Linked DNA regions of Homo sapiens: region 1 is linked to region 2. A link is a contact called in ENCODE Hi-C or POLR2A ChIA-PET data. All regions are on one chromosome and are shown on one strand. The core of a region is the stretch at or near the end of the contact, and the rest is flanking DNA. Distances in the headings are between cores, read along the strand shown. Region 1 overlaps GABRR2 (gamma-aminobutyric acid type A receptor subunit rho2). Region 2 overlaps ANKRD6 (ankyrin repeat domain 6).

What was found. A loop is a pair of places that touch in the nucleus more often than their neighbours do. ChIA-PET counts read pairs that join two places held with the same protein, here RNA polymerase II (POLR2A). Pooled maps may share reads with other maps.
Region 1: a pooled map shows a loop between it and region 2 (2.6-fold over the local background). The contact joins two enhancer-like sites. A Hi-C loop is called at or near these places in 1 of 37 single-sample maps with no recorded cell type and 6 of 50 pooled maps. POLR2A ChIA-PET finds 5 or more read pairs at or near these places in 1 of 52 experiments (endothelial cell of umbilical vein).

What each region holds. Positions count from the first base shown.
Region 1 is chr6:89,294,183-89,300,856 of GRCh38, reverse strand. GABRR2 (gamma-aminobutyric acid type A receptor subunit rho2) reads left to right here. Exons shown (of 9, transcript NM_002043.5): 2 at 992-1,098. Among named protein-coding and RNA genes, the nearest start is that of GABRR2, 18 kb to the left of the region's middle. RefSeq lists enhancers at 2,138-2,207, 2,634-2,943, 2,329-3,528. Within about 2 kb of position 1,921, at least 17 of the 41 ENCODE cell types and tissues checked have a DNase peak (open chromatin) inside an H3K27ac peak, as active enhancers do.
Region 2 is chr6:89,598,376-89,604,910 of GRCh38, reverse strand. It overlaps ANKRD6 (ankyrin repeat domain 6), which reads right to left. Exons shown (of 16, transcript NM_001242809.2): 4 at 1,784-1,882. Among named protein-coding and RNA genes, the nearest start is that of MDN1-AS1, 37 kb to the left of the region's middle. Within about 2 kb of position 4,955, at least 3 of the 41 ENCODE cell types and tissues checked have a DNase peak (open chromatin) inside an H3K27ac peak, as active enhancers do.

The sequences.
Region 1 (6,674 bases), core at 672-3,171, 300 kb after region 2:
CTCAATTTTTTGGAATAGTTTTAGTAGGAATGGTACCAGTTCTTTGTACATCTGGTAGAATTTGGCTGTGAATATATCAGGTCCTGGGCCTTTTTTTTTTTTTTTTTTTTTGGTTGGTACGCTATTTATTATTGATTCAACTTCAACTTCGGAGCTCATTATTGGTCTATTCAAGGAATCAATTTCTTCCTGGTTCACTATTTGGTTTGGGGTGTGTATGTGTCCAGGAATTTATCCATCTCTTCTAGGTTTTCTAGTTTGTGTACACAGAGTTGTTCATGGTAGTCTCTGATGGTTATTTGTATTTCTGTGGGGTCAGTGGTAACATCCCCTTTGTCATTTCTTTTTGTTTTTTTTTGCGACAGAGTCTCACTCTATCACCCGGGTGGCGCAATCTCCACTCACTGCAACCTGCGTCTCCTTGGTTCAAGTGATTCTTGTGCCCTAGCCTCCTGAGTAGCTGGGACTACAGGTGTGTGCCACCATGCCCAGCTAATTTTTGTATTTTTAGTAGAAATGGGGTTTCACCATGTTGGCTAGGCTGGTCTCAAACTCATGACCTCAAGCAATCTGCCCACCTCAGCTTCCCAAAGTGCTGGGATTACAGGTGTGAGCCACTGCACCTAGCCCCCTTTCTCATTTCTAATTGTGTTTATTTTGATCTTCTCCCTTTTCTTCTTTATTAGTCTAGCTAGCAGCCAATCCAACCATTTTCATCCAATTATAGCCTTTACCAAGGTAGAATGTTGTCCTGCCCAGGAGGGCATCCACTTTCAGAAGGCTCCAGAAGAACCTGGTCCTCAGGTCAGTCTACCTGTGAGGATCTGGCGTGTGTGTGGAGGGTCCTTCAGCCCTCCTTCTCCCCTGGGCCAAGAAGTAGAATGGAGAAAAGGTACCTAACAGGTAGATCTTGCAGGGAGTAATAGCCCAAATCATCTCACTCAATGCATTGAAGAGCCGATGGAAAATAGTTTCTTGCTTGTCTTCACAGTCACTTATATAAGAAGAACCTTGATGTGACCAAGATCCGGAAGGGAAAGCCTCAGCAGCTTCTCAGAGTGGACGAGCACGACTTCAGCATGAGACCCGCCTTCGGAGGTAGGACTGTTCTTCCTTGATGCCAGGTGGGAGGTTGGCCCCAGGGATGTGATGTGCTGCCCTCTCTGGCTCCCTCTGGCACAGCGCTTCCTCAGATGGTGCAATTTTCCCACTCACATAAATCTGACTCCATTTCCTGAGTCCCTAATTTTCCCAAGGAGAAAAGAGCAGGAAGTAGTGGAGAGGGCCGTTGACTAAAGAGGGCCCACCAGTGACTAAGCCATTTACATTCACAAAGGAGACAGGCCCTGCAGCTGCCAACTTTTTTGTCCTACAAATATAAGAGCAGGCAAGGAGAATCAGGACACAAAATAGCTCCTCTGTCATTTTTATAGAGGAAGAGGCCCATGAAGGCAGAGGTGCCCAGGATCCTCAAAAGTCCTAGTGTGGCCCTCCCTCTGCACTATTTTGGCATGTGTGTGTGTCTGGGTGTGAGTGGAATTCTGAACAAGGCATTGCAACTTTGTTGCCATGACTACCTGGGAGTTTGCTGTTTTGATGGAGTCACCTGTTTTCCAGTGCAGCAACAAGAGCTTAACTCATTACAAAGATTTCTTGCACACCTGCCCCCAAAGGTGCTCTGTTAGTCTTGGGGTCAGGGAGGGGAGGCATGGCCAGTGGGTGTCCTTCCCAGGAACTAGAGAAATGCTATGGAGAAGGTGGACAGTGTCTTAGTCAGTTCTGGCTTTCACACAAAACACCATAGATTGGGCAGTTTATAGACAATGGAAACGTATTTCTCATGTTTCCAGGGGCCGGAAGTAAGATCAAGGTGCCAACAGTTTCCATGTGTGCTGAGGGCCCACTTTCTGTTCATAGACGGTGCCTTCTCACTGTAACCTCACATAGTGGGTGGGGCAAGGCAGCTCTCTAGGGCCTCTTTTCTAAGAGCACTAATCCCACTGGTGAGGGCTCCACCCTCAGGATCTCATCACCTTCCAAAGGCCCACTTCCTAGTACCATCCCATTGCGGGTTAGGATTGCAACATACACATTTGTCAGGGACATAAACATTCAGGCCATAGCAGCTGGGAAAGGAATCAGTCATCTGCTCTGACTAGGCAGAGAGTGGGGTAAGAATAGCAGAATGTATGAGATCCCTGGGCCAACTTTCCTCTCCTCTTGGGGAAACTGAGGCACCAAGAATTTCAGTTGATGAACCTTGGCCAAGACAGACCCAGGCGGGCTGGCTTCCCTTTTTCCTTTTTCTCTGCCCTTGATCCTCTAGTAGGTCCTATCATTCTGGGGCAGTAAAAAGGAGTAGCTGTGACCTCCAGGCAGGTCACCAATCCTTTGAGCCTCCATTTGTTTGTTTATAAAATGGGGAGAGTAATCCCCACATATGGGGTTGTTGTCCAGATTAAACAAGATAATGTATGTAAAACCCCTGACAGACATTTGTTCCTGTCCCCTCTGAAAAACCCAGCTGCCAGACCTTCCTCTTGTGTGACTGTTAAGGGATTAAGAAATTAATTTATCCCAGAAGCCTATGCATTTTAAAAGGCCTCAAAGCCTCCCACTAAATTCCCTGAGCTCTGACACCTGCTAAGCAGAAGGAGAAAAGCAGGTGGCAGATTACAGGCCTGTGACTCATCTCCCTTCCAACCGCAACCTGATTGACGCCCACGGAAGGTCAAGAAGAGGCCACCATATTTCTGGTAGCTCTTGGGTTTCCTCGGGGATTCGTCATGGGCAAGCCTGCCAAGGAATTTTACGAAAATAAAGTTATACTAATAAGCAGCTTTAAAATAGCTACATCTGCTCCAGGAAGTCTAAGCAAGGCGTCCCCAAAAGCAAGAAGCTCCACTTTTCTTGCACAGCAACAGTTAAGAGCATAGAGGCGTACAGTGGCTAGGAAACACAATAACCAACAATAACATGCATGACAACTACCACTTTTTTTTTCGAGACGGAGTTTCACTTTGTCACCTAGGCTGGAGTGCAGAGGCGCAATCTCAGCTCACTGCAACCTCTGCCTCTCAGGTTCAAGCGATTCTCCTCCCTCAGCCTCCTGAATAGCTGGGATTGCAGGCATGCACCACCATGCCTAATTCTTTTGTATTTTTAGTAGAGACAGGGTTTCACCATGTTGGCCAGGCTGGTCTTGAACTCCTGACCTCAAGTGATCCACCCACCTCAGCCTCCCAAAGTGCTGGGATTACAGGCGTGTGCCACTGTGCCCAGCCACAACTACCACTTTCATAGGGATTTTTTTTTATGCCAGGCACCATTCTAATCAAGGTACATATATATATGTAATCTTATTTTAATCCTCTCATCAGTTCTACAAAGTAGATACTATTATTGTCCCCAGATGAGGAAACTGAGGCACAGAGAGGTGAAGTAAATGTCCCAGGTCAGCTGAGGTTGGACCCCCCTCCTAGCTGGGTCCCTTTCTTGTCTCCTACTTGCATGTCTTGGCGCAGAGCTGACATATTCATTAGGCGGCATAGGCACACTGCCTGGGGCCCACAACAAAATGTTTTTGCTTTATCTTAAAATAAGAAAAACAAACTTTTAAGCAGAAGTTGTTTTAATATATACTATTAATATGTTCATCATTAAACCAACACAATCATAAAATATGCTTTTTGATATTTTTTTATAGAGGAAGAGGCCCATGAAGCAAAAGTGCCCAGGGTCCTCAAAAGTCATAACGTGGCCGTGCCTCAGTGTGGTCTTTTGTGGGTGTGCACCGAGTGTGGGTGCTATTCCGAACAATGTGTTGTACCTTTTTACCCAAGGCTAGTGATGCTATCAGGAGCCTGGGCCATCACCTGGTCAGTACCTTCAGTATGTAGAAGAAGAGCCTGGGGTCCAAGGAGTTAGGTGATGGCCACCGAACAGCCAGAGGCAGAACTTAGGTTTCTTTTGTGACATCAGCTGCAAAAGCGAAAGCCTTATGAAAATGCTCCCACCAGGAGCTAGCTCTTGGAACGGCAGATGAAATCCTGCCATGTTCCCAGAAACCCTGACTCTGAGCAGAATGCTGCAACACGCCACAGTCCCCATCACGCTGCTCCTTCCTCAAGCCAGTTCCAGGAGGAAAGTGGACTCCTTGTGGTGTGACCACTGCATCTGCTGGGCCCTTCTGTGGGGCCCTCCAGAGCGTAGAGGGTCAGGACTGCTCCCTGCCCCTGCCTGGGTAAGCTTCTGACCCTGGGGAGGGCTCTGACTTTGGGGAAGCTGCTAAGGAAAGAGGCATCACCTTCCATAGAAGTCAAGATCTCAGCCACCACAGTATAGGTGGGGGCCACTCCTCCTTCCTTCCAAGCCTCCTCCCCATGGCAGTTGGTCCTCTGGGCACCTGTAATCTCCTGCAGGGCTTTCCTGGATGCCCAGATGTCACTTGGATGAAACGGGGGGAGGAGAGCACATAGTGAGGTACCAGGGCTCCCTGCCTCCATGAGTCCATAAATAAGACACCCAGAGTTCTGGCCAGCCAGGCAAGATGGGATGATCGCAGGACGGGGATTCCCACTGCTTGTGCTGTCAATGATCTTTATAACCTGAACCCTATGGGAGCATTTGAAGATGGCTTAGAGCCAAGAAACCTTCCCTGCAGGTGCTCCTGGGTGTCCCCATTTCACTCAGCACCTCATGGGCAGGTCTCTGTGAGAAAGGAGGCTGCACAGACAGCACAAAGGTGACTCTGTGCAGGTGATATAGAAGGTGTCTCATTCCCTGGAAGCAGCCCCTGACAGGCTTCTAGTTAGAAGTAGAGCCTGGGCCCCCAAAGTAACCAAAACAGCATGGTACTGGTACCAAAACAGAGACATAGACCAATGGAACAGAACCCACAGAAATAATACCACACATCTACAACCATCTGATCTTTGACAAACCTGACAAAAACAAGAAATGGGGAAACGATTCCCTATTTAATAAATGGTGCTGGGAAAACTGGCTAGCCATATGTAGAAAGCTGAAACTGGATCCCTTCCTTACACCTTATACAAAAATTAATTCAAGATGGATTAAAGACTTAAATGTTAGACCTAAAACCATAAAAACCCTAGAAGAAAACCTAGGCAATACCATTCAGGACATAGGCATGGGCAAGGACTTCATGTCTAAAACACCAAAAGCAATGGCAACAAAAGCCAAAATTGACAAATGGGATCTAATTAAACTAAAGAGCTTCTGCACAGCGAAAGAAACTACCATCAGAGTGAACAGGCAACCTACAGAATGGAAGAAAAGTTTTGCAATCTACTCATCTGACACAGGGCTAATATCCAGAATCTACAATGAACTCAAACAAATTAAAAAAAAATCCCATCAAAAAGTGGGCAAAGGATAAGAACAGATACTTCTCAAAAGACATTAATGCAGCCAACAGACACATGAAAAAATGCTCATCATCACTGGCCATCAGAGAAATGCAAATCAAAACCACAATGAGAGACCATCTCACACCAGTTAGAATGGCCATCATTAAAAAGTCAGGAAACAACAGGTGCTGGAGAGGATGTGGAGAAATAGGAACACTTTTACACTGTTGGTGGGACTGTAGACTAGTTCAACCATTGTGGAAGATAGTGTGGCGATTCCTCAAGGATCTAGAACTAGAAATACCATTTGACCCAGCCATCCCATTACTGGGTATATACCCAAAGAATTATAAATCATGCTGCTATAAAGACACATGCACATGTATGTTTACTGCAGCGCTATTCACAATAGCAAAGACTTGGAACCAACCCAAATGTCCATCAATGATAGACTGGATTAAGAAAATGTGGCACATATACACCATGGAATACAATGCAGCCATAAAAAAGGATGAGTTCATGTCCTTTTTAGGGACATGGATGAAGCTGGAAACCATCATTCTCAGCAAACTATCGCAAGGACAAAAAACCAAACACCACATGTTCTCACTCATAGGTGGGAATTGAACAATGAGAACACTTGGACACAGGTAGGGGAACATCACACACCAGGGCCTGTTGTGGGGTGGGGGGAGGGGGGAGGGATAGCATTAGGAGATATACCTAATGTAAATGACGAGCTAATGGGTGCAGCACACCAACATGGCACATGTATACATATGTAACAAACCTGCACGTTGTACACATGTACCCTAGAACTTAAAGTATAAAAAAAAAAAAGTAGAGCCTGGGCCCAACCCACCCAAAGTGCCGGCTCAGCCTAACACCCCCTTCCAGTAGCGCCCACCATACTAAGCAGGTCATTTGAGCAAAGATGTCCCTCAATATCCTCAATATTGTTGTGGACTATGTCCTCATTCCCATCTTATTTCTCCAAGAGGGACTTCCTGTGGAATGGTGTTTAAAAGTAGTTGATAGAGGCTGGGTGTGGTGGCTCATGCCTGTAATCCCAGCTCTTTGGGAGGTCAAGGTGGGTGGATTACTTGAGGCTAGGAGTTTGAGACCAACCTGGTCAACATGGTGAAAACCCATCTCTATTAAACATACAAAAATTTAGCCTGGTGTGGTGACACACGCCTGTAGTCCCAGCTACTTGGGTGGCTGAGGCATGATAATTGCTTGAACTCAGGAGGCAGAGGTTGCAGTGAGCCGAGATTGCGCCACTGCACTCCAGCCTGGGCG
Region 2 (6,535 bases), core at 3,706-6,205:
TTCTCCAATTACATCCAGGCTCTGGCTTCAGCTTTAACTCAACCACATCCATGCCCCTAGAAACAGCTAAAAATAAAGGCCTAACACAGCTGACCTCCACAAGGGGAAGTCTAGGGTCTCAAAGGCCAGGGGATGGGGTGGTTGCTGGGAACTGTATTGGCGGTGTGTGGCCCGGGCAGTGGGACTGACTGCAGAAGGAGGAAGCCAAAGGAAAGCGGGGATGCAAGGGGCAGGGGGCACAGGGTATGGGGCTTCTGGGTGCTGGCAATGAGCTGCTTCTTGAGCTGGGTGCTCACACAGGTGTGTTCTGCTAGTGAAATTCAACAAGCTGCACACTTATTTGTCCACTTTTCTGTATGTATATTATACTTTAATGAAAAGTTATTTTTAAAAAGTAAAGCAGAGTTCTTCCCAGCATAGCCTCTTTAAAGAAAAAAAAAAAAAGTAAGCAGAGGCTGAATTGCACTTAATTGTGAAGTTTTGTGTTTTAAGATTGTTTGAAAATTTAAAAACATTAGGTTAATATGTAAGAAGTCATTAGGATTCCTTAAATAATCAATTTTTCTTTTTCTTTTTTTTTTGAGACAAGAGTTTCGCTCTTGTTGCCCAAGCTGGAATGCAATGGCACGATCTCAGCTCACTGCAACCTCCACCTCCCGGGTTCAAGCGATTCTCCTGCCTCAGCCTCCCAAGTAGCTGAGTTTACAGGCATGCGCCACCATGCCCTGCTAATTTTTTGTATTTTTAGTAGAAACGGGGTTTCACCATGTTAGCCAGGCTGGTCTCGAACTCCTGACCTCAGGTGATCTGCCCGCCTTGGCCTCCCAAAGTGTTGGGATTATAGGCATGAACCACTGCGCCTGGCCAATTTTGCTATCTATCTATCAATCTTATTTATTTATTTGTTAAGAGACAAGGTCTCACTCTGTCGTCCAGGCTGGAATGCAGTGATGCAGTCATGGCTCACTGCAGCTTCAACCTCCTGGGCTTAGCAATCCTCCCATCTCAGCTTCCTGAGTAGCTGGGACTACAGGTGTGTACACTACCACGCCTTGCTAATATATATTTTCTTAATTTTCAAATTTTTTGTGGAGACAGTGGTTTGTTATGTTGACTAGGCTGGTCTTGAAGTCCTGGCCTCGAGCAATCCTCCCACCTTAGCCTCCCAAAGTGCTAGGATTACAGGCGTGAGCCACTGTGTTTGGCCCAGTTGAGCTTACTTTTTTTTCCCTGCAATATAGTTTAAAGAAATTAACTTGCTCACTTATCTAAGAAAGTAAAGAGAAAGTCTGGGGCACATCCCTTACCCCCCCGACCCAGGCCTACATAGGTCCTTATTTCTAGATTTTTTTCTTTACCATTTAAGATTTATGTGGTTGTCACTGGTGCCATAGAACAAGGAAAAAGATTTTTAAAAAATACAATTGGCAGCTGGGCACAATGGCTCATGCCAGCATTTTGGGAGGATGAGGTGGGAGGAGCACTTGAGCCCAGGAGTTCCAGGTGCAGTGAGCTATGATCATGCCATTGCACTCCAGCCTGGGCAACAGAGTGAGACCCTCTCTCCAAAAAAAAAAAAAAAAAAAAAAATTACAATTGGCTGGGATACCAGATAGTGTTTCAAAGGAATTTTAGGCTGATTTAATCATGTTAAATCATAAGTGGTAAGACAGGAATTATAATACCTCGAGGACTCAAAAGTTTCCAGAGCGGGCTCCTCCAGCTCCCCTGAGCCACTGGCTTCCCTTGCCTTGGGGAGTAAGGAAGCTCAGTGTCCACTCACCTTGTCTTGTCTGTCCAGGGCACACCCTTCGTGGATGAGCGCCGCGATGATCTCCGTGTTCCCCACCACTGTGGCCCGGTGCAAGGCGGTCTGGTCCCCCTGCAAAGTGACACAAAGGCAGGAACAGCAGTCAGCTCCCCTGCACCCCCTGCTTGCACTACTCACTTGACACTTGGACACAAGGACCCCTCCCGTCCCCACACAGAGCAGAGCGGTTATTCGCAGAAGGGCTTGGTTACCACAGGCAAGGCGGGCTTTGTGGTCTTGTTAGTAGACAACGCACGCTGGCAGAGAAATTTTGTTCATAAACTAAGAGGGGGACCTTAAGCCGACAGCAAGAATAGCCCTCGGCCACAGAGCCAACCTCAAAATGAGGGTCAGGCTCTCTCCTGCCATCCAGGGGCTATGACTATCACAGGTGTGAAGAGTGGGTGTGAGGGCAGGTGTGTGCTATGCAATTAAAGCAGCAATGCCTGGAATCTCTACTGCCTGCCGAGTTTCCAGCTTGCAGGGGGACCACTGTCCAGCTCTGCCAGTTAGCAGCACTCATGATTTGATGACAGGCGGGTCATTTGTTCATTGACCTGTACTAGTCAACGGCAATGCAGGGGTTTGCCCTATTTCATCTGAGGACTCCAGGGACTGCAGCTATCACTGCATATTTCTAAGAAGCCTCTTCAGAGAGTTCATGACAACATCCTCACTGATTTATGCTGCACTCTGAGCCCTCTTCTCTATGATCGGATTCCTGGGATTGCCGGCCGTTGTTCTCCTTTAGGCGCCAAAGGGAACTTGACTCTTCCTAATTGCAGTTGAGTGAAGGATGAAACACTCCCAGAGGTAAGCAGGTCAAGACTGTAACAGGAGAGTTCTGAAGTCTCTAAGAGCACCCTTTATCTCTGACAGGTCCTCAGGAAGCTAAGTTGAGGTAAATCAAGCTGAGCCTGTGGTCCAGCCTTGAAAGGGAGGATGGGTGGGCAGTGTGGAAATGTTCTGGTGGAAAGCAATGAGCACGAGACAAGGGGTCAGGAGGCCTGGGCTGTGCATGGCTTGCTAGAAGCCTGTCACCCTGCTGGACCTCAGGTGTGTCACCCTGGATGATCCCAGGGTCCCTCCATTGCCTTCTTGGATTCTATGATGTGGCTGGTCAGAGTTTTGTGAAGTTTCCTGGCAGAGCACCAGAGGGGCAAAGAAAACATTCTGGGGCGTCCCTGGTGCTTGGCCCAAAAGAGGACAGAGGCCATCATAAGATAAAACAGATTTTTTAAAAGAAGGATGCACTGCTACCTATAAACAACCTTAACGAAATACTGATTCTACTTACTAAACTCCCCAGATCTGTAACAAACAATGCACATTAAAAACATGTAATCTGAAACAAAGTTCTAAAGATAGATGGTGGTGATGGTTGCACAACAATGTGAGTGTACTTAATGCCACTGAACCGTATACGTAAATATGTTCAGACAGTAAATTTAATGCTATGTATATTTTATTACAATAAAAAATCCTAGTTAAAACTCAAAATTGCTTTCTTAAAATTAAAAAGTCTCCCTTTAAAAATCCATGAAAGGATTTTTCTCTTTTAACTTTTTATACTTTTTAATATTTTCCAGCTTTTTATATTTAACACGGATAACTTTTAGCATCAGGAAAAACCGCTACTTATTAGAAGTCTGAGCAGAAACAATACCCCAGTAACAGGACTGTCCCTGTCACAGACTCTCTTCCCACTGTTCATTTGTGGAAGGTAAGGAATTTCTGCAGTGAGGGGGGGTCAGGACACTGAGGACAGATCACTGTCCTCAGCACTGCCACCACCGACCTCCCCCCTTCAGCATCCTAAACTATTATTCCTGTTATCAGTTAGGTTCAGGCTGATTTTCTTCTCATCCACCTTCCCAGACCCCTTATTCAAAGAGAACCCTTGCAGTGGTTAAAAAAAGAATGTGGCCGCTGGGTCAGTGGCTGCAGGAGGTAGGCTGTGCCATTTGCGCTGTCTACCTCAGACCTCTTAGAAAGCAGTTCTAGACAAGGAAACTAGTAATCATATGAGATACTGCCCAAGTCTCAACTTTTTGTTTTTGTTTAGAGACAGAGTCTCGCCCTGTCGCCCAGGCTGGAGTGCAGTGGTGCCATCTTGGTTCACTGCAACCTCTGCCTCCCAGGTTCAAGCGATTCTTCTGCCTCAGCCTCCAGAGTAGCTGGGATTACAGACACTTGCCACCATGCCTAATTTTTTTTTTATATTTTTAGTAGACATAAGGTGTCACCATGTTGGCCAGGCTGGACTTGAACTCCTGGCCTCAAGTGATCTGCCCACCTCCACCTCCCAAAGTGTTGGGATTACAGGCGCGAGCCACCGTGCCTGGCCCCACGTCTCAACTTTTTAAAATTTCCGTAAGATTTCCAAGACTTCCCATTTCTCTATCAGAATGGTGACGGAATTTCCCAAAATAGGCCTCCAGTGCAATGATGATTACTGACCTGCTAAGAAAGACAGTGCCCTTCTTAGCAAGAACCACGCGACTGCAGCTCACGCTTTCAGGGTAGTGCTGACTTGGTTAGATTTCCACTTCTTACAGGCTTTTTAATATAACCACAAACTACTTACACTCTAGTGCTCTTTGGACCAATAAAAACAACTTTTTCCAGGACAAAGCTTATCACTCTGTATTGTTCATGAAGTATGAGCAACAAGCCCTGAGCATATGGGTCGTGTTAGCCACTCTTGCTGTACAAATTATTTCACGAAGGGCCTTCACTGGATGGTACGGCACAGACTAACCTAAGCCTTGGTTTAGGTCAAATATTTTTTGTCATGTTTCACAAGCTGCCCTCTAAATTATGAGTTGAGGTATCTTTGGAGCCGGAATGGCACCAAGTTATTTATTACTTGCTTTCATCATCAATCTACTGTATTTGCTTCCTTTGAGAAAATTTTCCTTTGTGAAACTCTAGCTCAATGCAAGCAGCTCAATCTAACTTTCAGTTCAGACCTTGGGAGGACATTTCCAGACTAGCAAGACTCAAGGAAATCTAATGACTTGTGTGAGGTTGCGGCGAGAACACATAGTGTCCTAAGCTGCTGGCAAAGGTCCTGCACACCCCTTCCTCTGGGGGACCTTTTGGCTGTCCTGCCTGTTTCCAGGCCACAGCTCCCCCTCCAGCCGTCCTCTCAGACAGAGACCTCACCGAGAGCCCGGGTCAGATAAACACTGCTGTCAGGCCAGGCTCGGACTCTCCCTACCAAAAGTGGCTGTCCTTGGCTGTACTGCTAGCTGTGCTGACACTAGCTGGAATGGTTCTGGAGGACTGGGCAATACGCTTTCTCAGGCTTTGAAAAACCCACCCTTCTCAAGTAACCAAGATGAGAATTAAAGGCTCTGAGGTGAGAGACATGAAACATGTAAACAATAGCTGCCTCAGGTTATCATCTTGGATCTATTCTTCCCTAGAATACAACACAAACAATTTAGTACCTTGAGGCCCTCAGTTGAAACAGGGTCAGTTATCTACAAATGGACTCTTTCCTCCTATAAGATTAAAATTTACCATTGAAACATTTCCTCCTTGAAATGACACGAAGAAACAAGATGTGGCCTCAATACATACAAGTGGCTACTTTGACATAATTCTTACTTGCATATGATACCTACCTAAGTCAATCATGAAATTCTTAAATGCTGGGAAAAGGTAGAGCACTCTCAACAGTGTTTACTGAATTATCTATTTGGTGAACATCCACTCATTTTGAGACAGGGTCTCACTCTGTCACCTATGCTAGAGTGCAGTGGCATGATCTCAGCTCACTGCAACCTCCACCTCCCAGGCTCAATCAATCTTCCCACTTCAGCCTCCTGAGTAGCTGGGACCACAGGCATTTGCCACCATGTCCAGCTAATTTTTTTATTTTTTGTAGAGATGGAGTTTTGCCATGTTGCCCAGGCTGGTCTCCAACTCCTGGGTTCAAGCAATCCTTCCTCCATAGCCACGCAAAGCACTGGGATTACAGGTGTGAGCCACCAGGCCCGGACTGAATATTTATTGACTCCCTACTGTGTGCCAAGTCTAATTCTCTCATTTTATTGATGTCTAATTCTCTCATTTTATTGATAAGCCTAGGACAGCATGCTTGGACCAGAAATCAAATTGTCAAGGCTCTTTGCACTCACCCCAAGCTGCTTCCAACCTGTGAAGTCATTAACCTTAGGACGAGCCTCAGAAAAGGTCAGATGCATCTGTGGGGTTGGGACTGCCTCTTTCATAAAGTAAAGCATAGCCACTAGAGCTGCCCCAAAAGCATTTGTTGAATGATTAACTACAAGAAGCAGAAGGAAAGATGCTGTAGCTGGAAACCTGAAGGGCCTGCAACCTTGCAGTTTGGCACTTTGATTTGGAACATGTTGACCCATTTGCGAAGTACGTGAACTGCCAGCTCTCAGTTTTTCTGAGACAGTGTTTCTCACTTTGGGATTTTAAGAGCTTTGGTGCCTATAAGGTCTAAATCTTTGTTTTGAAATACTGTTATTTTTCTTTCCTACATGGTGAAAAAGAGTGAGTGTAGTGTTGGCAGATTTCAGTCATGCAAGGGTGCAGTGTGCGCCTCTTCAAGAGGAAACACCCCCATGTGGCACAGGCAGACATACTGCAAGGAAGCTCAAGACAGGTTAGGTGTGTAAAGCAAGTTGCTGACCTCTTTTTCTCTCTCTGATCTTCTAGGGTCCTTCCTAACCTTCCCTCTGTGGTTTT